2 separate regions of the Homo sapiens genome follow, and region 2 is linked to region 1. The links are chromatin loops, found by intact Hi-C in ENCODE. Cell type or tissue: HepG2. All regions are shown on one strand. Each heading gives the region's core, and the rest is flanking DNA. Links, peaks and the distances in the headings are about the cores only. Region 1 overlaps GARS1-DT (GARS1 divergent transcript). Region 2 overlaps LOC124901607 (a long non-coding RNA gene).

Evidence for each region. A loop is a pair of places that touch in the nucleus more often than their neighbours do. Peaks named below come from ENCODE experiments on the same cell type or tissue, not always from the same donor. Only the 100,000 strongest peaks of a DNase experiment are listed, where the experiment ranks them.
Region 2: it touches region 1 in a loop (18-fold over the local background); 2 of 110 quality-filtered maps call a loop at or near these places.

What each region holds. Positions count from the first base shown.
Region 1 is chr7:30,559,492-30,567,824 of GRCh38, reverse strand. It overlaps GARS1-DT (GARS1 divergent transcript), which reads left to right. Exons shown (of 7, transcript NR_038889.1): 4 at 3,827-4,094; 5 at 5,697-6,359. Among named protein-coding and RNA genes, the nearest start is that of GARS1-DT, 14 kb to the left of the region's middle. RefSeq lists an enhancer at 3,197-3,246. In HepG2, for the core only: a CTCF peak has its summit at 3,358 (motif pointing right); a DNase peak (open chromatin) is centred at 3,374.
Region 2 is chr7:30,223,783-30,232,115 of GRCh38, reverse strand. It overlaps LOC124901607 (a long non-coding RNA gene), which reads right to left. Exons shown (of 3, transcript XR_007060274.1): 2 at 4,371-4,466. Among named protein-coding and RNA genes, the nearest start is that of ZNRF2, 57 kb to the left of the region's middle. In HepG2, for the core only: a CTCF peak has its summit at 5,097 (motif pointing left); DNase peaks (open chromatin) are centred at 655 and 5,105.

The DNA.
Region 1 (8,333 bases), core at 218-8,217:
TTAGTGACTTTGAGGTCCCAAGATTTATTTTCCTTTAACATTTACAAGGAGAAGTGAAGAAATAAGTAAATTAGAGAGCTAGAAGGATGGAAGTTTACAGTTAGAGAGAGTGGGATGTTGAAGGTAATACTGGTTGCATATTTCTTATCCAAAATGCTTGGGACCAGAAGTGTTTCAGATTTCAGATGTTTTCAGATTTTGGAATATTTGCATTATACAGGTTCAGCACCCCTAATCTGAAAACGTGAAATCCAAAATTCTCCAATGATTGTTTCCTTTGAGCATCACAATGGTGCTCAAAAGGTTTTGGATTTTAGAGCATTTCAAATTTCAGATTTTCAGATTAGGGATAATAAACCTATATCTCAGAAACGGTACATTTCTGAATAATGACAAATTGTCATTATTTGCCATGAGAATTGTCATTAATGTGGGTGGAGATGGGGATGATTGTAGGTCAAGAGACTGAAGCAATAGGGTAGGCTTGGGTGTTAGTACGGCCCTTCATGGGAATGTGTTGATGTCATCCAGGGTCACGGGAGGCTTCTGAGTGGGAAGGAAGCTGAGAGCCTATGATTACGGTCTTCACTGATGAAGGCAGACAGTAGGAGGTTGGCAGATGGTGGGCACTGACTAGACTGGAAGTGCCAAGAACTTCAGTGGAGCAAGGTTTTACCCAAGACACAGAGGTTGTGGTCTAGAGCAGCCCAGGGATGAAGGATCACCCATTGGAGAGGACTGTGGGGAAAGCAGAGTCCTGGGAGATGAACCAAGCATCAGTTGAGGCTGGAACAGTTAAAATGTATACATCAAATTCTCTCCAAGGACACTGTACCCTTGGCTGAAAATTCCCTCCTTAGTCTACTTCCCATCCCAAATTCTACCCATCCACACTGTGGCATCCTAGGTCTCTCTAGCAGCTGAACAGGCAGGCCTCTGTAACAACTGTTTCAGCGCTGACTGAGTGGTTAAGTTAAATATTAAAAGTTGAAAGAGCCAGTAACCTTATACAAAGGCTGGAATAGAACAAAAGCCCACCACAAGTTTTTGCCTAAGTCTTTCCTGTGCCTTGAACCATGACAAGAGGAGGAAGGAATTCTTAACCAGACCCATTTAGGATTAAGTAAGTTTTTATTGGCTGGGTACGGTGGCTCACACCTATAATCTCAGCACTTTGGGAGGCTGAGGCAGGCAGATCACCTGAGGTCAGGAGTTTGAGACCAGCCTCCTGGCCAACATGGTGAAACTCTGTCTCTACTAAAAGTACCAAAATGAGCCAAGCATGGTGGCGGGAGCCTGTAGTCCCAACTACTCAGGAGGCTGGGGCAGGAGAATCGCTTGAACCCAGAAAGCGGAGGTTGCAGTGACCTGGGATCACACCACTGCACTTCAGCCTGGGCAACAGAGTGAGACTCCATCTCAAAAAAAAAAAAAAAGAAAAGAAAAGTTTTTACTGGGGGTCTGAAGACACAAGTTTTATTGGAGGTCTAAATGAACTCCTCAAACCTCCGTGATTTAGCAGGAGATGTGATAAGGGTAATCACCCCAGCACTTGGACCCATCTAGATTCAATACATTTACTGAGGCTCCAGAAGAAGGTCTTCACACCTTAGTTATGGATTAGAAGAAGTTAATCACTTACGTCTTTAGATGAATGCACACTTACATGTAGACATATGGCTTAGAAGGTATATAAACCCTGGAAAGCTTTGTAATTTTGAGTTAGTCTGGTGATATATTCCAGGCCTTCTCCCTGTACCCGGTTACAAAAATAAACTTCCTTCCTTCCCAGTTCAACTGCATCTTGTTATTGGGCCGCGAGAATCAGCAGCCTGACCCTCGGCTTGGACCAGGAACAACATGGTCTGAGAGAGCTCATCCCATGTTCCAAAGGGAGATTAAATGACAAATTAAGATACCCCAATAATAAAATGCCAACAATAAGATGCCCTACAGTGTAATAGAAACAATGTACCATTATGAAATTCCCAGTAGGAAATGAAAGCTCAAAGACTAAATTCACTTGCCATTTCAAGATAAAAAGAAAATTTCAGGTCCAAACTTTTTTCCTGCCTCAATTTCATATTCTGATCAGGCTCAGCCAGAGGATGTCTCAGTATTTAGACAGAGTGGAGGTTCCTGCGGCACCATCCTGGAGAGGTGTAACATTCTTTGGGTGGAAAAGGTGAACTCTGCTCTCATATGCTATCTACTTAAAGAGTCTGGAATTAATAGGGCACCAAAGATGATCACAGCTCTGTCTCCACATCCACCAAATTTAGAAACCAAATCTGATAACTAAGTCATTTATCAGAGACTCAGTGGTACCCAAGTGAGGAAGGGCCACTGGAGACAATCTTGTTTTTTTCACCGGGGCTGGAGTGCAGTGGCGCGATCTCGGCTCACTGCAAGCCCCGCCTCCCGGGTTCACGCCATTCTCCTGCCTCAGCCTCCCGAGTAGCCCGGACTATAGGGGCCTGCCACCATGTCCAGCTAATTTTTTGTATTTTTAGTAGAGACGAGGTTTCACCGTGTTAGCCAGGATGGTCTCGATTTCCTGACTTCATGATCCACCTGCCTCGGCCTCCCAAAGTGCTGGGATTACAGGCTTTAGCTACGGCGCCCGGCCATTCCCCTCCCTTTTCTGCTAGGCTCACTGAACTATTAACGAGCAAAAAGTAAACTTCCCTTTTCTTTGAGTTATTATACATTTGGGGTCTATTTGTTAGAGCAATGCGCTTGCCCTACTATACTCTCCCTGGGCCTTGTATGATGAAATTGGTAACAGCCACAAAAACTGCATCTGGGACACAGAAGGTGGTAGAGGGGAAAATAATCTGACTGACAAAGATTCTGTTTATAGGTGACTTTTTAGGATTGTGGAGTTAGGCAAAGCTGGGATCACTCACACAGCCTGATAGGGGATTTTCCTACGTGGGTGGGCTGACCTGGTGGTCCTGGTTACACTGCCCACCAGCCTTCTGGTGTCTCTACTAGGAGTAAGGTGCCTTCTCTTTCTCCTCCAGGACCCCACACCTCCAGACCCTGCTGAGGGAGGGCCACCCATTTCTAGTCCCAGCTCCTACTCTAACTATCTGTGTGACCTTAAACAAGGCCTTTCCCCTCTCTGGCCTCAGTATCCGCCTCTGAATAATGGGGCTGGGCCTGCCGACCTTCTGGCCCTTTTCTGCTCTGTGAGTTTGTGAACTTGTGATAGGGAGACAGGAGTCCTAGGAAGGAAATGGAACTGGTGATAGGGAGACAAGAGTCCTAGGAAGGAAATGGAACTTGTGATAGGGAGACAAGAGTCCTAGGAAATGGAAGGAGAGCACGTTTCACTCTGTCCAGCAGAGGGCAGCAGCTACCCACAAATCAACAGCTGAGCAAGGCCAGGGCTGTGTGGGAGCTATGCACAGGTTCTGCCTCCAGAAGCCTTCAGTGCCTGCCTCTGAGCCAGAGGGTTCCAAGCAGAAGAGGTCCCGCCCCCGGAGAGGGACCTCAGAGAGGTCCTCCAAGCCCCTCTCAGCTCTTACTTACGGCATCCCAGATGCCCTATTCCTCTTCTGCAGAGAGAAGGTGGTTCAGCCACTAAATGGTGCTGGGACCTCGCAGTTTGGTGGGAAGGAGGAAGCTTACTCAAGCAAGGAATATGAGACAGGCAAAAACCCACGCATAAGCCAAAAGCCCCTCCAAAGCGAGGTGTTGTTCCAGGCTGACAAGTGTCCAGCAGGGTGGACTTCAGACTCCCTGTTAGGAACTGAATTGTGTCCCCCAAAAAGAGAAAGTCACCCCAGGGTATGACCTAATTCAGGAAAGGTCATTGCAGATGCATTTAATTAAATGAAGATGAGCTCATGCTGGAGTAGGGTGGACTCTGAACCCAGTGGGACAAGCGTCCTTATTAAGAAGAGGGAAATCTGGACACACACAGAGCAGAGACCGCCGTGTGAAGATGGAGGCAGAGATCGGAGAGATGCTGCCACACGCCACAAATGCCTGGGGCTCCCAGAAACTACACGGAGCCTCCCCCAGCGGCTTCAGCAGGAGCATGGCTCGGCCAACACTTTGATCTTGGTCTTCCAGCCTCCAGAACGGTGAGTCGGTGAGTTTCTGTGGTTTAGGCCCCCCAGTTGTGGTTGTTTCTTACGGCAGCCCCAAGAAACCAATACACTCCCCCGTCCACTTTCCACGGCAGAGTTTGGGCGTCACTGAATCCCACCTCCACAGCAGGTTTTGCTTGGACTGCACAGTATTTATTGATGCTGCTGTTGGTTTTAATTTCTAATGTGTGTGCCTGTAGCTGTACCACTCCTCCTGATGACTCACCTGGCTCCTGCGGGCATCTGAGATGTGGTTTCTGCTCCACACTTCCTGGGGGAGCAGAGGAACTCCTCAGCCTCCTCTCAAACTTCTCTCAGGTTGTGCTGTTCACTCCCTCCCCAGGCTTCCGGTCCACACGGACAGCTCTGACCCCGAGAAGATTCTTTGTCTTAGACAAACATCTGCCTCCCTGTAACTTCGGTTCACCGATACTTGCTCTGCACTCCAGGGCCATACAGAACCCCTCTGCTCCCTCTGCCCTTAGCCATTGGCTCCTAGGAGACACTAGCTTGTCCGGCCGTCGCTTTAAACTGTCTAGTTCCAACTCCCTCAGAACTTCCTCAGTGATGCAGTTTCCTGACGGTCATATTGCCTGGATAAGCTCCAGTATGTTCAACTCCCTCTGTGGTTCAGCAACCAGGACTAAACAGGATTCACCTGATGCACATTCTAACCAGAGTCAAGAGGGCAGAAGCATCGCCTCCTGCGTTCCAAGCTCAATATCTCAATTGTAATCCCCACATGTCAAGGGAGGGGCTTGGTGGGAGGTGATTGGATCATGGGGGTGGTTTGCCCCATGCTGTTCTCATAATAGTGAGGGGTTTCTCACGAGATCTGATGGTTTTATAAGGGGCTCTTTCCCCTTTGTGCACCCTCTCTCTTTCCTGCTTCCTTGTGAAGAAGGTACTTGCTTCTCTTTCTCCTGCCAAAGCATGACCTTATAATTGTAAGTTTCCGGAGGCCTCCCCAGCCATGCGGAACTGTGAGTCAATGAAACCTCTTTCTTTTATAAGTGACCCAGTCTTGGGTATTTCTTTATAGCAGTGTGAAAATGGACTAACACAGATATTTGGCAGGCATCCAGTAGTCTTCGATAAACACAACCACCATCTAGTGGCCAGAACAGCCTTATCGGACCCCACTGTCTGCAATGAAAAGCTGTTCCTTTCCTCATCCTTTACAGGGCCAAGCACCCAGCATCCTGGGACAGTGGCCCCGTGTGCCCAGCTTTGAGGATGAGCTCATGCCTGGTTGCTCTGGGTGGAGAGAGGGAAGAGTTGAATCAACATCCATATGTATAAATCTCCTTTTGTGCATTTAGAATCACGTCCTTAGAATAAATTGCGATCAGTGGCATTACTGAAGCAAATTGTATCAAAAATGCAAAAAAGACCCATTTTTCCAAATTGTTTTCTAACAAGGAAGTCATATTGTTTGCTTTTTGATACTGTTCTTTAGAAAACGATGCATGAGAGTTTTACATTTCATATAGTGTGTTCTATTTATTTTATACTTTGCAATTTCTGTAATTTTTAAGCACTGTTCTTCCCATACTAGAGGCTCTGCTCTAACTATTCAACTTTTGTTTGTCCTAGTTTTCCTAAAATTCCCTTTTCCACTGGTGTGTGGTGCAAGATGAGGCACATTTTCCATGGATGGTGAACAGAGGGAGGAGCCTTTTGATCACAACCAGGTCACCCCACTTCTAAGCCACTGTGCCTCCAGCCCCACAAGACTAAGGAGAGAGAGCGCAGCGTGGTGGAGAGTGAGCTGTGCTGGGACCATTGTTTCCGTAACCTCGTTTTCTGTGTCCAGCTGACACACCTTCAAAGTGGCATCAGGTCCTAAACTGTAGCTTGCAATGTGCCTGTTTCCAGAAACCAAGGTGAAAGTGCTTTTAGACAGTGTTCCCATGCAAGAGTCCCTTCCCAGCTTTTTTCTGGAAATGCATGTTTCTCTGAACTCTGAGTCCCAAGAAAAATCACTTGAGACACCAAGAAAATGGGGGAAGTGCTAAAATTGTGTGGGAATTCAAGCTTAACAATAAACATCAAGACATTTTTGATAAAAATGAATCCACTGACATCGGGGAGGAGCAAGAGAACAGCACGCTGACACTGGGTCAGAGGCTAAGACCGACATTTCTGGGAACCACTCCCGGAAGGGCACAGAGGAGACGCTTTCAGCCTCTCATCAGCCAGCCTGGCCTGTAGCTGCTGCACGTTATGAGTGTGTTCCTGGCATGACTGCTTCTAACAGTGAGTTTTCTGGCAAATCAAATAAATACTAATAAGTCTGTATGCACATTATACTTTATACAAATCCTATGAGTGATGTTCCAGAAATAACAAGTTTTGAAGGCAAAATAAGTCCTTAAATTGGCAACTTTGACACATAATTCCATGTAGTAGTTAATCTTGCTAGAAGATCCCAATGTTGTTATTCTAATACAATCTGATAATGTTCACTGGCATTTTCCACTGTTGGCATCTTTACTATAGCCTACAGTTGTTTGTTTGTTTATTTGAGATGGAGTCTTGCTCTGTTGCCTAGGCTAGAGTGCAGTGGCGTGATCTTGGCTCACTGCAACCTCCCCCTCCCAGGTTCAAGCAGTTCTCCTGCCTCGGCCTCCCTAGAAGCTGGGATTACAGGCACGTGCTACCACGCCCAGCTAATTTTTGTATTTTTGGTAGAGACGTGGTTTCATCATATTGGCCAGGCTGGTCTTGAACTCCTGACCTCAGGTGATCAGCCTGTCTCGGCCTCCCACACACAGTGCTGGGGTTACAGGTGTGAGCCACGATTCCTGGCTGCCTACAGTTCTTTGTAAAGCAGACAAAATAGTTTCATTTTTTAAAGAAATGAACATATATGAGGCAACCTGTACCTAACTTAGGAGTTCAGAAATTCCCTGGACTGCCTATACATTTTGGTTTCTCATTCCTAATTCCCAAAGATTAAAATCTGTCAGGAATTTGGAAACATTGAATCACAGGCCAAAATAGGACCATGTCTCCATTCATTCATTCATTCAACAATTATTTATTGAGCGCATGCTATTTTTCAGGCACTGTGCCACATATTGAGAATAGAGTAGTGAGTAAGACAAAGTCATCACTTTAGGGAGTTTATATTTTAGAGGAGAGAAAGACAAATGAAAGTGTTTAGGCTGGGCATGGTGGCTCACACCTGTAATCCCAGCACTTTGGGAGGTCAAGGCAGGTGGATCACCTGAGCTCAGGAGTTCAAGACCAGCCTGGGCAACAATCCCATCTCTAACAAAAACATAAAAAATTAACCAGGTGTGGTAGCACATGCCTGTGGTCTCAGCAACTTGGGAGGCTGAGGTGGAAGGATCTCTTGAGCCTGGGAGGCAGAGGTTGCAGTGAGCTGAGGTTGTGACACTGGACTTCAACCTGAGTGACAGATCCCATCTCAAAAACAACCCTGGGCCGGGTGTGGTGGCTCACACCTGTAATCCCAGCACTTTGGGAGGCCGAGGCAGGAAGATCTTGAGGTCAGGAGATTGAGACCATCCTGGCTAACATGGTGAAACCCCGTCTCTACTAAAAATACAAAAAATTAGCTGGGCATGGTGGCGGTTGCCTATAGTCCCAACTACTCGGGAGGCTGAGGCTGGAGAATTGCTTGAACCCGGGAGGCAGAAGTAGCAGTGAGCCGAGATTGCACCGCTGCACTCCAGCCTGGGCAACAGAGTGAGACTCCATCTCAAAAGAAAAAAAAAAAAAAAACTCAGAACTATTTAATACAATGTACTGGCAAGCGGTGATGAGCACTATGGAAACGTGAAGCAATGTTTGAGTGCAGCGAGTGAAGCGGTGCTGTTTTGTTTGTGATTGTCATGAGGACCCCTCAGAAGAGCAGAGAGCTGAATGCAGTGAGCATAGAACCTTACTGAGGCCTGGGCAAGGCTCTTCCAGACAGCAAACTGCCCTGAGGCAGGACTGTGTTTGGCGTGTCCTGGAAACAGGAAAGAAGCCAGGGCCTCTGGAATGTGGTGAAGGAGAGGGAAAAGTAGTAAATGAGGCTGGAGAGAGAGGCAGGGGCCAGAACATACAGGGCTGTGTAAGTCACATTGAGTTCTTTAGATTTTCCTGTAAGTGTGGATGGGAAGCAGTTGGAGGGTTTTGAGGAGGGGTGGTGTGATCTGACCCGCATTTTAGAATCATCCCGTTGGCTGAAGTGTGGAGGAAAAAAGCAGGGGGCAGAAG
Region 2 (8,333 bases), core at 178-8,177, 340 kb after region 1:
TGTGCGTGCTTCCCATCTAACTCATGGAGTTGCCACGGTAAGAACCAACTGAAGTAACAGGAAAGTATTTTGGAAATATACAAGGCAAGGTAGTCATCACTGCTGCCATGGCTTATTTTACTTGCTTGAGACCATATAGAAGGGAGGGGAAAGACTGATTTTATTACTCTAGCTACTCCCATTATTCTCTTAAGCAAGACACAAAGCTAATTCTTCCCTCTCCATGCAAGCCATTCTGCACTTACATACTCCCTGGACCTCGCTCCTGCCTCTAAAGACCTCCAGGGAAGGAAATTCTGTTCCACCCAGGCAACTCATTCTGGAGTTCAAAAACCTCATTATCTGGAAGTTCTTTCAATGTCTATCCATAGCCCCTTGTACTGCCAAGTAACTGATTACCTCTGATTCTGATTTCAGAGGAGATGAGGATTATCTCTTTCACCCTACTGTGACCTTCAAGGCTGTTGAGACTTTGCTGCTAAGTTTTCTTCTTCCCCTCTCCAGTGGAGGAAACATAAGATTTTCACATCCAGTTCAGAGGAATGTCAAGAATTTATTTTACATGCAGTTGAAAAGTTGATGCTGCAAGAACCCAGGACTCAGAATCAGGCTGAGGACAGGCTCTTAGATGAGGGAAAAGTCACCAACCACAAAGACATCTCCTGAAGTTGATCAAAGCGTTCCCATCTGTTGCCCAAGAGACAATGACCAGGCAGGGCAGATCAAAGAAAACCAATGTTTTATGGTGATAGTTAGAGCACCCTAGGGCTGCAGCTGTCAAAGTTCTGTTCTTCAGTGGTCCAGCCAGTGGAAGGGTCTGGCAATGTTCTGTTTTCCAGAAGCTTCCTTTGTAAAACTTCAGAATGCTCTTGTATTAGTCCATTCTTGGGCTGATATAAAGAAATACCTGAACTGGGTAATTTATAAAGAAAAGAAGTTTAATTGGGTCACAGTTCTGCAGGTTGTACAGGAAGCATAGAAGCTTCTGCTTCTGGGAAGCCTCAGGAAGCTTCCAATCAGGGTGGAAGGAAAAGGAAGAGCACACACTTCACATGTCCAGAGCAGGAGGAAGAGAGAGCGAGGAGGTGCTACAATCTTTTAAACAACCAGGTCTCACAAGAACTCACTATTACGAGAACAGCACCAAAGGGATGGTACTAAACCATTCATGAGAAACTGCCTCCATGATCCAGTCACTTCCCACCAGGTCCCACCTCCAACATTAGGGATTACAATTTGACATGAGGTTTGGACGGGGACACAGATCCAAACCACATTAGCTCTGAATGTCTTCAACAAACAAGAGTCAGGGGCATATGTTACCACCACCTGTATTTTACAGAAAGAGAAATTCAGATATATTGTTCATCCTTTTTTGCAACTTTCTGCACTACATAGTGGACTCTTTATCAAAGCTAGGGTATTTTTCAGGGATGCTAAAGTATTGAAATAAGTTCCAGCACTGTGATTTATTTCTACAGAGAGGCTTTCATTTTTTTTGCATCCTACTGCGAAGGAATCACTTTCCATAAGGGAGATCATTTTGAGTTTGAGTGTAACGCGGTCAATCAGGAGGCAGGGATGGGAAAGCTCCACCCTTACATTGACTTACACCTAAGGCAGAGAAGGGCCTTCTGCAGATCAGAATCCCATTGGCCTTTGTCACTGAAGTAGCAATGCTTCTCCTCTTGTATGCAATGGGTAGTCTCCGAGCCCAGAGTGACCTGCAGAGTCTCAGAACACAGTCCACCTTCAGCTCTGTCAGTCCTTCGGTATGTGGGCATTGGCATCGAATCCTGGCACTAGGCCTGCCTCTAACATTAGTGGTGGCCAGGGCAACAGTACAGCTGGAAGCCCCCTGCACTCCACCTGCCCCACCTCTCTTCCCATCCCTAGCTCCATCTTGTACTGAAAAGGATTTGGGGACCCAAGCTCCATCTGCTGTACTCCCCAAAACATCTGCCTTCAGCCACCACTCAGACCAATCAAGTAGCATGTTCTAGAATAGAAATGGGGCATGGCCTCCAGGTAGTCACATCCTCTTGGTGCCTGGTCTCTTTCCTCCATGGAGGTAGGTGGAATGGTTTGAATGGATGGTGTCCTCTGAAAAATTCATGTTGAAACGTAATCCCCAATGTAACATTATTAAAACTTATGGCCTTTGAGAAGTAAGTCATAAGGGCTCTGCCCTCATGAATGGGATTAGTGTCCTTATAAAAGGGCTTGAGGTTGAAGGGAGTGTCTCCAGCCCCTCCATCCCTTCTGCCATGTGAAGACACAACATCCCTTCTGCCATGTGAAGACACAACATCCCTTCTGCCATGTGAAGACACAACATCCCTCCCCTCCAGAGGATGCAGCAACAAGGGACCATTTTGGAAGCAGAGAGCAGCCCCCACCAGACACCAATCCTGCTGGCACCTTGACCTGGGACTTCCAGCTTTCAGAACCATGAGAAATAAATGTCTATAGTTTATAAATTACCTAGTCTGTGGTATTTTGTTATAGCAGCACAAATGGACTAAAACAGAGGGCAGAGGGAGAGGGAGCTTTCTAAAGCTCAACCCTAAACCCTTTCACTTGCTAGCTGAGGCAAGTTGCTGAAACTGCCTCTGCCTTAAATTCCCCATCTGTGAAATGGGAATAATAGAGATGCTTACCTCATGGGCTGCTATGAGCACTAAATGAGATAATTCATGTAAAGTGTTTAGAACAGTGATAGGTCGTAGAAGCACTCATAAATGATAGCCATGATTGTTCTTAATTTATACCTGTAGAGTCTGAATTCTAGGCAGGTAACCACTTCCCCAGCCACTGCATTCATCCCATTTAAACACCCTTGCCACTATGCAGTTGCCACCAAGCATTGAACAGTTTCCTAGACCAGCGCTGCCCAATAGAAAGTCAATGCAAGTCAATAAGTAATTTTTAATTTTCTTTTTAAAAATAATTTCAACTTTTATCCTAGATCCAGGGTTACATATGCAGGTTTGTTACATGGGTATATTGTATGATGCTGAGGTTTGGGGTACAATGGATGCCATCACCCAAATAGTGAGCATAGTACCCAATAGTTAGTTTTTCAACCCTTGCCCCACTTCCTTCCTCCTACCTCTAGTAGTCTCTATTGTCTATTGTTGCCATCTTTATATCCATAAGTAGCTAATGTGTAGCTCCCACTTACAAGTGAGAACATGTGGTATTTGCTTTTCTGTTCCTGCATTAATTTGCTTAGGATAACGTCAAATTTTCTAGTAGTTACGCTAAAACAAGAAAAGAAGGAACAGGCGAGATTAATTTCATAGTGTATTTTATTTAACTCAGTATGTCTAAGATATTATCATTTTGACATGTAACCAAGATAAAAATTATTATGGATATATCTATGTTTTGGTACAAAAGCTTCCAAATCTGGTGTTTATTTTATGCTTACAGCACATTGCAACTTGGACTAGCCATGTTTCACACACTCAATAGCCACACATGTCCTGTGGCCACCATATTGGCCTGTGCAGCTCTGGATCCTTGCTGCCTATGGTGGCCTGCTAACCAGTTGCATCTGCACCGGCAGGCCAGATCTACCAAGTCAGAAGCTGCATTTCAGCAAGATCCCCAGGCGATACGTGTACACATTAAGGTTTGAACAACACTGGGCTAACACTATCGGCTAAAAGCAAACTTGGAGCTTGTAGAAAGCAAGAAGGAGCTCTCCCCTCTCACCACTCATTCTTTGTGCCTCTTTTGAGACCCCTCCAGAGAGCTTCAAAAATGTAATGCCTAGACCCTACTCCTGAGATTCTGATTTAACTGGTTTAACGAGGGACCTTGGAAATAGGAATCGATTAAGACGTTCCACAGGTGATTCTGACACGTAGCCTGGTGGAGAATCACGGGCTAACCCAACACTAAACACTGTGGCCTCATTCAGCTGCCAAACACACCTGAACTACATCCTTTCAGGCTTTGGAGTAAGTCAGGTTGAGCAACACAGCTCAGTATAAGCAGCTAAATCTCTGTAAAATTGTTCAAATGGTCCCAGTTGTCTCACAAACTCCCAGAAATTAATGCCATATGTGAAAATCGTATCCCTTTGGGAAAATAAGACATTCTTAATGTGGCTGCTGCTGTCCATTACTGGCTGCAGTTTGCTAGCTCAAGTAATTCCCTTTTGGTTACCAAGATATAAGGAAAATATAGAATGTATATATTTATTAAATTATTAATTATCCTACTAAAAGTCCTCATGTTCAACATATTAATATTGTTGGTCATTTCCAGGAAATAGTTAAATTCCACAGACATTTATTGAGTCCCTACTGTGTTCCAGACCTAAAGGGGCTGCAAAGATGTTTCAATAAAACAGATCCTACCTTCAAGGACCTCACCACCTTGTGGGGACCCAGCAAGGGCCTGGGATTCAGGAGAGTCGAGTCTTATCTGTCCTTCAGTTTCTCAATCTGTAAAAACTCAAATAAAATAGAACATGTTTATTACCAGTACTTAGAGCATCTAAAGGATTTCAAGCATCATCACTTTTTAACATTATTGTTGGCATTTTTTAACCTTAAAAAGTAATCTCAATGTATACATTTTCTAAAGTCACTCATTTTCTTCTTGAAAAGAAAGCTTTCTGGATAAGGCATAAATATAACTTTAAGTCATTGTGGGTCCAACTTGATCATTTTCCCCCACTGTTTTGAAATACTATATATTTAATATAATAATGAAATGGTTAGGGACATGCAGTTTTAAATTATGCAAATCACAAATGCTGGAAAGGAAGACATTTTGGTACTCTATTTCTTTCCAGAATTCTTGTGTGTGGGTTGGGTGGGTGTGCACATGGGCACGTGTTTGCATTTTTTCTTGCCTGAAAAGGAACACGAAAAGGCAGAAGAGGAAAGAGAAGGGACAGTTAAAAAGACAGTGACCCTGTCTCAAAACAAACAAACAAAAAAAAACAGTGAGCGAGGCAGCGGGAGGTGTAAGCAGAGAAGAAGGAGAAAACATGGCTTTGAAAGGCTACCTTGAGGGAGAACACAGGACTGGTGAGAGGAGAAAAACCACGGTTGGAGGCCACCTGCCCCACCTGCTGGCAAGGACCTAAGTTTTCCCTGGAAGCGGACTGCGCTGCCCCTGCTGGAAATTGACAGGCCTTCTGCCCAAAGGAAAAAAAAGTCCCATTTTAAGAACAAATCAAGTTGACAACACATTGCCATTCTGTCTTACCGGGTTGAGTCTTAGTGTAGCCACTTTGAGGAGCCATTTAACAGGTATCAGGCTGCCTGCTCATAGCTGAAAAGCCTCCCCAACAGAACATATGGCTCAGAGCTGGCCCCTGCTCCCTTCACACAATTCCTCTCCACCTCGTCCCTCCCTCACCGTGTGTGCAGCCAGGTGACGGGGCTTGGCAGGTGCCTCTCTGGCTCTCACTTGCAATCCTCCATCATGGTACCCTCACATCCTTCTGGGCATGCAGGCAGCAGTTTGGCTCGTGAGATCGTAAATGTCAACCTGCCATCACCTGTCTTTCCTTGCTCATCACCCTGAGGGGCAGAGCTGACCCGAAGCAGACAGCAAGCACCATCGTGGGAGGCAAAATGGATACACCGAGCCAAAGGAGTGTGATTAAAAGGCCTAACTCCCTTCTCTCCCTATTGCTGGCATTGGCCCTGCTAAGCCCATCTCCCAGGAAGATTGCCTTTGTGATTGTGTGTCACCCAGAAAAGAATAATAGCACGTTTCTCCAAGTCCCTTCTTGTGAAAATATAACATGTCAGGAAAGAGGGGGAGAGATGGAGGGGCAGGAGAGAAACTTTGCAGCTGACACCAGCTGTAGCTGTTTCCCCATTTCTGGATGCCTGCATGGTTCTGCTAAATGGTGGGGGAGCAGCTGGGGCAGCCAGGGAGGGAGCTGAGGCCTGGCAGTGATTCAGACACACAGAGCTTGCTGAACCAGTGTGTTTTATAAGAAGGTGGCAGAAAAGGGAAGTGGAAAGGGAATGACTAATAAGGAAGTAATTTTGAAACAGAAACCTGTCTGGATTTGGAAGCCAGAGTGACAGCCCCAGGTGGGAGAAGGAGCAAGCCTGTTATTAGAATTGACGAACACATAAGTGCTGTATCACTCCCCAAGAGCCCTGCCTGTCTCCCTCTCAACTCTCGCACAAGTGGCCCTGTATCAGGAGTGAACCACACAGAAACAAAGTGCTTTAGACAGACGCAGGATTTACACTGCCAGAGCCTCAGCTGAAGAGGCCTGACCCATGTGGAAGGCCTGCAGATAAGAGAATGAGTGCAAAAATAGAAGGATCAAGAGATTAATTATAAAGCAAATATAGCAACAGAGCAGAAAATGCGGACAATTGAAGGGGAAAATCCATGCTATTCCACCTGCCTAATGATGGTATTTTCATTCTGTGAATGCTTTCCTAGCCTTGCCCACATATACACATTTTTACAAAATTTTCAGTGTACCCAGAATTTCATACTTGCTTTTTTCATTTGTCTTTACATCAGAAACATTTCTCCTGCTATTTCACACTGTTCTTATCACTGGTAATTGCTATAAAATATTTTACCTAATGGATATACCACAATTTACTGAAATATTTACTCTGTAAGTAGATTGCACTTTTAAAAAAAAGACGTATTTGAGGTATAATTGATATACAACAAACTGTACAAATTTAAAGTGTATAATTTGATAAGCTTGACATGAGTCAGCCTGTAAAACCATCACTACAATTAAAATAAAAACATATCCCTCACCCCTCCACCAAATTTCCTGCAACCCCTTTGCAACCTCTCTCTCTTCTCTGGGTCATTTCTACTTGTTAGGTTTTTATTTTGGTGGTCTTCCATGCCTCCTTGTATTCATACACTTGTGTAGTCTCCTCTCCCTTGAATCTGGGCTGCCTTGTGATCTATTTTAAATAATGGAATGTGGTGAAAGTGATGCTATGCTAGTTTCAGGCTTAAGCCTTAGAAAAGACTAGCAGTTTATGTGTTTGCACTCTTGAAATGTTTCATCTTGGAATTTAGCTGTCATGCTGGGAGGAAGCTCAAGCAACGACATAGAAAGGACCCCTGGAAGAAAACCAAGACCCCTGGCTGAGAGCCCTAGCTGAGCTCCCAGGCAGCAGCCAGCAGCCACAGCCAGCCATTTGGACATTTCAAGCATACTAGTGCTCCAGCCCACACCACATGAAGAGAACTGCCCAGTCAACCCACAGAGTCCTGAGAAATTATAAATCATCATAGTCTAAGCCACTAAGTTTCTTGAAGTGGTTTGTTACACAATTATGAGTAAGCAAAATAGGCTGAGAACACAAGCGATTTTTGTTAGGATGGAGAGACCCATTCTTGGAGAGTCCCATGAAACAGAAACAGAGAAGTGAAGCAGGATTTTTTTCAACCCCATGTCACTCTCCAGCTCTTGCCTCCTTTACCGCTAAATTTCTTAACAAAGTGCTGATCCTTGCTGTCCATCCTTCCTTGCCTTGAGCCCACTCTTAAAATTGGCCTTCCAATGGTCCTATCACCTTTAAAAATGCTCTTCCTGGAGTCACCAGTGAATTTTTTATTGCTCAACCAAGAGGAAGCTTCAGTCCTCATCTTATCTGACATATCAGCCACATTTCTCTTCCTTCTTTAAATCATCTTCTTCCTACATTCACTGAGTAAGATAGATATTGGTCCATCCACATCTCGGAGACCTAAAGAAATAGTGACTTAAAAGCACAGGATTTTATTGCACTATCATGCAAACATTGAAATTGGTGTGTTGGATCTGCTCTGCAACATTGTCCCAAGCCCAGGTTCTTTCTATCTTGTTGCTCTAACATCCTTAGGTATCCCACCTGTCTGTGTGGTTCAGGATGGTTCTTCCCACAGCCACAATCCACCACTGAAAAAGGGAAAATATATAGGAGAGAGCATATCCTTTCCCTTTAAGAGAATAATCTGTAGTTGCACATGTTGTGTTCAGATCCTGTAGCCGGAACAGTCACATGGTCACATCTAGCTGCAACAGAGGTTGGTAAATGCAGTCTTTAGCTAAGTGAACATGCACGCAGCCAACAATTCTATCACTGTGGAAGAAAGGGAGGATGGATGTTGGGGCAACTGGCAGTCTCTGTCATACTCACCTTTGTGACTCCTTCTCATTCTCCTTTGTAAGCTTCTCTTTTTCTACCCAATCTTGAAATGCTGATATTCCATAGGCCTTAACCCACCTCCCTGCCTTTCTCATTCTACACATACTGTACTCTGTGTAATTTAAACAGCTACAGAATGTTCTCAGTTTGTAACTTCCTATGGCCGTCCTGCCA